2 separate regions of the Homo sapiens genome follow, and region 1 is linked to region 2. Evidence: chromatin loops called from intact Hi-C (ENCODE). Cell type or tissue: pancreas. All regions are shown on one strand. Links, peaks and the distances in the headings refer to the core of each region. The heading gives the core; the rest is flanking DNA. Region 1 overlaps RASAL1 (RAS protein activator like 1). Region 2 overlaps DDX54 (DEAD-box helicase 54).

Region 1 (2,897 bases), core at 304-2,803, 63 kb after region 2:
CTCATTATAGAGTGGGTTCTGAAGCTGACCTGTCTGGGTTCAAATCGTGACCTGGCCACTTACTAGCTGTGTGATCTCTTTTTAAAAAAATTTATTTATTTATTTACTTAGACAGAGTCTGGCTCTGTTGCCCAGGCTGGAGTGCAGTGGCATGATCTTGGCTCACTGCAACCTCTGCCTCCTGGGTTCAAGCGATTCTCTTGCTTCAGCCTCCCACATAGCCAGGATTACAGGCACTTGCCACCACGCCTGACTAGTTTTTGTATTTTTAGTAGAGACGGGGTTTCACCATGTTGGCCAGGCTAGTCTCCAGTTCCTGACTTCAAGTGATCCACCTGTCTCGCCTTGCCCTCTCAAAGTGCAGGGATTACAGGCATGAGCCACTGCACCCAACCAGTGCATCTGGAAAAGGGGGATAATAATGGTGGCGACCTCGTGGGTTGTCCTGAGGATCAAATGAGCTAATACAGGTAGAGCACTTTGTAGGTGCCTGGCCAGATAGTTAGCTTTCAATAAGTGATAATGATGCTGCTGCTGATGCTGTGTGACCTTAAGCAAGTTACCTAACCTCTCTGTGTCTCAGTGATCATCTGTATAATGGAGCTAATAGTAAATACCTACCTCATATGAGTTTGTCATGATAATTAAATGAGTTAATACATGTAAAAGGTTTAGAATAGTATCTGGCACTCTAGAAATGTTTGCTGTGTAGATGATGATGATGATGATGGTAGATGGTGATGGTGATGGTTCAGGAAAACTAATTTCTCAGAGAATTTCTGGGGTAGGAAGCAGGAATGGGAATCAGGGACCAGACTTGTCTTTCTCCCTCTTACCTTCCAGGCTGAAATTACTGGAGGATTCTAACATGGATACAACTCTGGAGGCAGACACAGGTAAGGGCTCCTGTACCTCAGAAGGTAAAGGCTGGGTGCAGTGGCTCACACCTGTAATCCCAGCACTTTGGGAGGCCGAGGTGGGTGGATCACTTGAGGTCAGGAGTTCGAGATCAGCTTGGCCAACATGGTGAAACCCTGTCTCTACTAAAAATTTAAAAATTAGCCGGGCGTGGTGGTGCACACCTGTGATCCCAGCTACTGGGGAGGCTGAGGCATGAGAATTGCTTGAGCCCAGGAGGTGGAGGTTGCAATGAGCTGAGATCATGCTACTGCACTGCACCCTGGGCAACACAGCAAGACTCTGCCTCCACCCCCAAAAAAAGAAGCTAAGGGGTTAAGGAGGTCCCTTTTTCTTCGCAGGCACTTCCCCACTGTCTCCTGTGTCCTCCTGTTTCCAGTCCATTATCAGGCCACAGGGCTGTGTGTGGGGATTCTCAAGGATTTTAGGGTTCTCAGGGCACAAGGCACATCTTCAGCATGAGAAACCATTGGGTCCGGGTTACAGCAGCCTGCCCTGGACTGGCTGAGCCCCTGTGGCCTCTTGTCTCCCTCCTAGGGGCCTGTCCTGAGGTCCTGGCCCGGCAAAGAGCAGCAACTGCCCGCCTGCTGGAGGTGCTCGCAGACCTGGATCGTGCCCACGAGGAGTTCCAGCAGCAGGAGCGAGGGAAGGCGGCCCTGGGCCCCCTTGGCCCCTAAGGAAATGCCAGAGCTAGCCCGGAAGGAGGAGCAAGAGCCAGGGGGCCCTCTTCAGCGCATCCTGCCCCGGGAGTCTCCTGTCTCCTTGGACCTCTTTGATTCTGTGGTTTGGAGGCTCCCAGAGACGTGCCTAGTCCTGTGTGCCTTGAGTCCAGAACTCAGGGCATGGAAGCCCTTTGGCAGGGGCCAGCCTTGCACTGAGTGAAACTTGCCCTCTGGCTTGATTCAGACTGGAGTGGATAGGATAAGGAACCTGACTTATTTGACTGAGACTGGGGTCTCTACTTCACCAAACTGGCCTCTATCCATACCAAGGAGGCCAGCCTGGCCCTGAGCTGCTGGATACAGCTGGACCTGAATTCCTGATGCCCATGTGATGTTGTTGCCCCAGATGGGCACTAAATGGCCTCACTCCTTCCTGTTTTCATGTCTGCTAATCCCTATAACCTCACTGATTCTTCTGTACCCTGCCCTTGGCCTAGGACTCCAACCACAAGCTTCCAGAATCAGGTGCCCTCAGGAAGAACCAAGGCTGGGTGGGGGTCCAGTGTGCCAAACTCAGACCCTTGGAGCCTGGGAGACCTTGGGCCAGGCTGTTTATCTCTCTCTGGGTCTCAGATTACCCTGTATAAAAAGAGGAGGGAAAGTCTAGATGTGTGGTTTTCAAACTGGATTCCAATGAGGTAGTTCAAGAACAAGGGAGGAGTTTCTCTGACTGTGGGCCAAAGACCACCCGCTAGAATGTCTGCTAGAAATGCAGATTTCTGAGGCCCAGCCAGCTACTGACTCAGAATCTGAGGGTATATGAAGGCAAGAATCAGGGTTATTTAACAGATTCCGTAGGTCATTTGGATGAGTATCAGCTTTGAGGACCACAGGCCTGGGGAATGGGCAATTTTATTTTATTTTGTTTTTAGAGTTGGGGGTCTCACTCTGTTGCCCAGGCTGCAGTACAGTGGCATGATCATAGGTCAGTGCACCCTCAAACTTCTGGACTTCAGTGATCCTCCCACGTTAGCCTCCAGAGCAGCTGCGACTACAGGTGCAAGCCATCACGCCTGGCTAATTTTTAAATTTTTGTAGAGATGGGGGGTCTCACTATGTTGCCCAGGCTGGTCTCAAGCTCCTGGCGTCAAATGAGCCTCCCGCTTCGGCCTCCTTAGTTGCTGGGATTACAGGTGTGAGTCAGTGCCTGGCTTGCAATTTTATATGCCAGAGTTTGGGTTGAGGTTTTGTCTGAGAATGAACCACGGAGTACAAATGTTTGGGAACATGTGACTGGCAGAACTGGAAGGGCCTCCA
Region 2 (2,897 bases), core at 214-2,713:
AGTGGATGGAGGTGGATGCAGTCAGCTTCCCATCTGCAGAGTCGGGGCATGGTTCTTGTCCACCATCCCTCGTTTAAAACTCTGGGGCCAGATCTTTAGCCTGAGGAGCTGTGCACGACATGACACCCTCAGTGGGGTCCGGGGCATCACCAGCCACCAAACACATCAGGGCTTCTGCAGTGAGACGTGTAGGTCTCCACTCAGAGGGAGGACCATGAAGTGTCCCATTCACCTGGTGGGTGGGTCCTGGGCCTGTGCGTCCCCCAGGATGTCCCTCTCTCATGTTTTGTTTGGACAGAGGGTTCAGTAGCCAAGAAGACCAGTTGGAGACCCCTGGCCTAGTCCATGTTGTTCAGAGCAGGCCAGGCGCAGAGAGGGGCAGGGCCGGCTGTCACATAGCCTGGGGTGCGGAGCTGGAATGGGGAGTTGGGTCTCCCTCGGCCGGCACTCTCCTCCTCACCCAGCTGTCCTGCCTCTGCTGGTCCCTGAGGCAGGGGTTGCACTGTGTGTGCAGATGAGGAAACTGAGGGTCCCACAGGAGACACTGTCACCCAGCTAAGAAATGGCAAAATGAAGCTTTGAAAGTCCCCGAGAAGCCACTGGCCCCTCACTGTGGCCAGGCTGGTGGGTAGGGAGGCAGGGGGAAGTCCCCAGGGGGCAGCAGGCATGACACTGGGCCTTGGTCTGTGCTCTGCCAGGACATTTTCTCAGAGGTCGTGGGCCGGAAGCGGCAGCGGTCAGGACCCAACAGGGGAGCCAAGAGGCGGAGGGAGGAGGCCCGGCAGCGGGACCAGGAATTCTACATCCCCTACCGGCCCAAGGACTTTGACAGCGAGCGGGGGTGAGTGGCTGGCTGGGTCCTGGGTGGGGCAGTTGGGTCCGCTGGGTCCCATCAATCCAATTATGTCTCCCACTCTCCCTCTGCAGCCTGAGCATCAGCGGGGAAGGGGGAGCCTTTGAGCAGCAGGCAGCTGGCGCTGTCCTGGACTTGATGGGGGATGAAGCCCAGAACCTGACGAGGGGCCGGCAGCAGCTCAAGTGGTGAGTGATCGAGTGAGCCGCCCCTCCATGCTCGGGGTGAGTGACCGAGTGAGCTGCTCCTCCGTGCCTGGGGTGAGTGATCGAGTGAGCCGCCCCTCCCTCCATGCCCGGGGTGAGTGAGTGAGTGAGCCGCCCCTCCATGCCCGGGGTGAGTGATCGAGTGAGCTGCCCCTCCAGGCCCAGGGTGAGTGAGAGAGTGAGCTGCCCCTCCATGCCTGGGGTGAGTGAGCGAGTGAGCCTCCCCTACCTCCATTCCCTGAAGTGAGTGAGCGAGTGAGCCGCCCCTCCATTCCCTGGGGTGAGTGAGCGAGTGAGCCACCCCTCCAGGCCCAGGGTGAGTGATCGAGTGAGCTGCCCTCCATGCCAGCAGGCAGGGTGAGCTCCCTGAAGTCCTCACTCCCATCTGATCCTGCACAGCCCAGATTATGGCCTGGCTGTCCCCCATGTGACCACTCACAGCAGGTGTGATGGCCCCTGGCTGTGCTGTCCCCTTGATTTGATCACACACCACAGAGATCTTGACCCCGTCTATTCTTTTTGCTGGCAAGTCTTTCTAGACAGGGCTCAGGACCCATTCGTTCAGGACTCTAGCGTCTGGAGAGTGTATGTGACTCAACCCAGGGTCACAGCTGGGTAGGGGGAGGGGATTGGAAACCCTCCAGGAGGCCCTTGTCCCTGAGCCAGGCCCCAGTGCTGGCGGCAGTCCTCTGACCTCCGCACTCCCTTTTGAGACCTGGACTGCAGGGAGAGGTGAGGAGGGATAGGGAAGAAGCCTTTATTGAGCGCCAACTGCATGCCAGACATGGCTGCACTGCTTTCCTTTAATGCTCCAACAACCTGACAAGAGGGTCGGGTGAGGAGACAGGCCCCAAGCGGCAGCCGGCACTCCAAGGGTTTCCCTCCACGGCAGCCGTCCCAACTCCCTCTCCTGCAGGGACCGTAAGAAGAAGCGGTTTGTGGGACAGTCAGGACAGGAAGACAAGAAGAAGATTAAGACAGAGAGCGGCCGCTACATCAGCAGCTCCTACAAGCGAGACCTGTATCCTGAGGGGCGTGGCTGGGGAGGGGCGGGGCCGAGGAGCTTCAGCAGGAGCAGCTTCAATTAAGTGGAACCTGGGGGCGGGGGCGGGGGCGGGGAGGAGGGGGCGGGGCTGAGCGGCTTAAGCAGCCGCATCTCCAATAGATGGGACCTGGTGCTGGGGGCGGGGCCGAGCAGCTTCAGCAGCAGCATCTCGAACTAGTGGGACCTGTGCTGGGGGCGGGGCCCAGCAGCTTCAGCAGCAGCATCTCCAGTAAGTGGGGCCTGTGCTGGGGGCGGGCCCAGCAGCTTCAGCAGCGGCATCTCCAATAAGTGGGACCTGGTGCTGGGGGCGGGGCCGAGCAGCTTCAGCAACAGCATCTCCAATAAGTGGGACCTGTGTGCTGGGGGCGGGGCCGAGCAGCTTCAGCTGCGGCTGGGATAACGGAACTCTGTCTGCTGGGGCAGTGTGGGGAGGAGCCTTCTCCCATCCCAGGGGCTTCACGCAGCTTCCTTAACGAGGTTTCCCAGCTATCAGAAGTGGAAACAGAAACAGAAAATTGATGATCGTGACTCGGACGAAGAAGGGGCATCTGACCGGCGAGGCCCAGAGCGAAGAGGTGGGAAGCGAGACCGTGGCCAAGGTGAGAGCCAGGGTGGGGAGTGTGGGTGCACAGGTAGGCAGAGCAGTTGTGGTCAGATTAGGGTAACGCTGAGGCACAGGTGCAGGGGCTACTGCAGAGCCCCAGAGCTGGGTGTGTTGGGGTATGCTGCCAAAACCCTGGGTCCCTCCATGATCCCCCCCACCCAACCCCCACACCCACAGTTTCCCCCTTCC

The links. Hi-C counts contacts between places; a loop is a spot of excess contacts. Peaks named below come from ENCODE experiments on the same cell type or tissue, not always from the same donor. Only the 100,000 strongest peaks of a DNase experiment are listed, where the experiment ranks them.
Region 1: it touches region 2 in a loop (2.0-fold over the local background); 22 of 110 quality-filtered maps call a loop at or near these places.

The regions. Positions count from the first base shown.
Region 1 is chr12:113,098,627-113,101,523 of GRCh38, reverse strand. RASAL1 (RAS protein activator like 1) reads left to right here. Exons shown (of 21, transcript NM_001301202.2): 20 at 844-896; 21 at 1,456-2,246. The coding sequence ends at 1,595. Among named protein-coding and RNA genes, the nearest start is that of RASAL1, 36 kb to the left of the region's middle. In pancreas, for the core only: no CTCF peak of the experiment used is centred there; a DNase peak (open chromatin) is centred at 1,553; H3K27ac peaks cover 497 bases.
Region 2 is chr12:113,161,076-113,163,972 of GRCh38, reverse strand. It overlaps DDX54 (DEAD-box helicase 54), which reads left to right. Exons shown (of 20, transcript NM_024072.4): 16 at 699-841; 17 at 928-1,041; 18 at 1,976-2,080; 19 at 2,591-2,703. Among named protein-coding and RNA genes, the nearest start is that of MIR7106, 3.3 kb to the right of the region's middle. In pancreas, for the core only: no CTCF peak of the experiment used is centred there; a DNase peak (open chromatin) is centred at 1,699.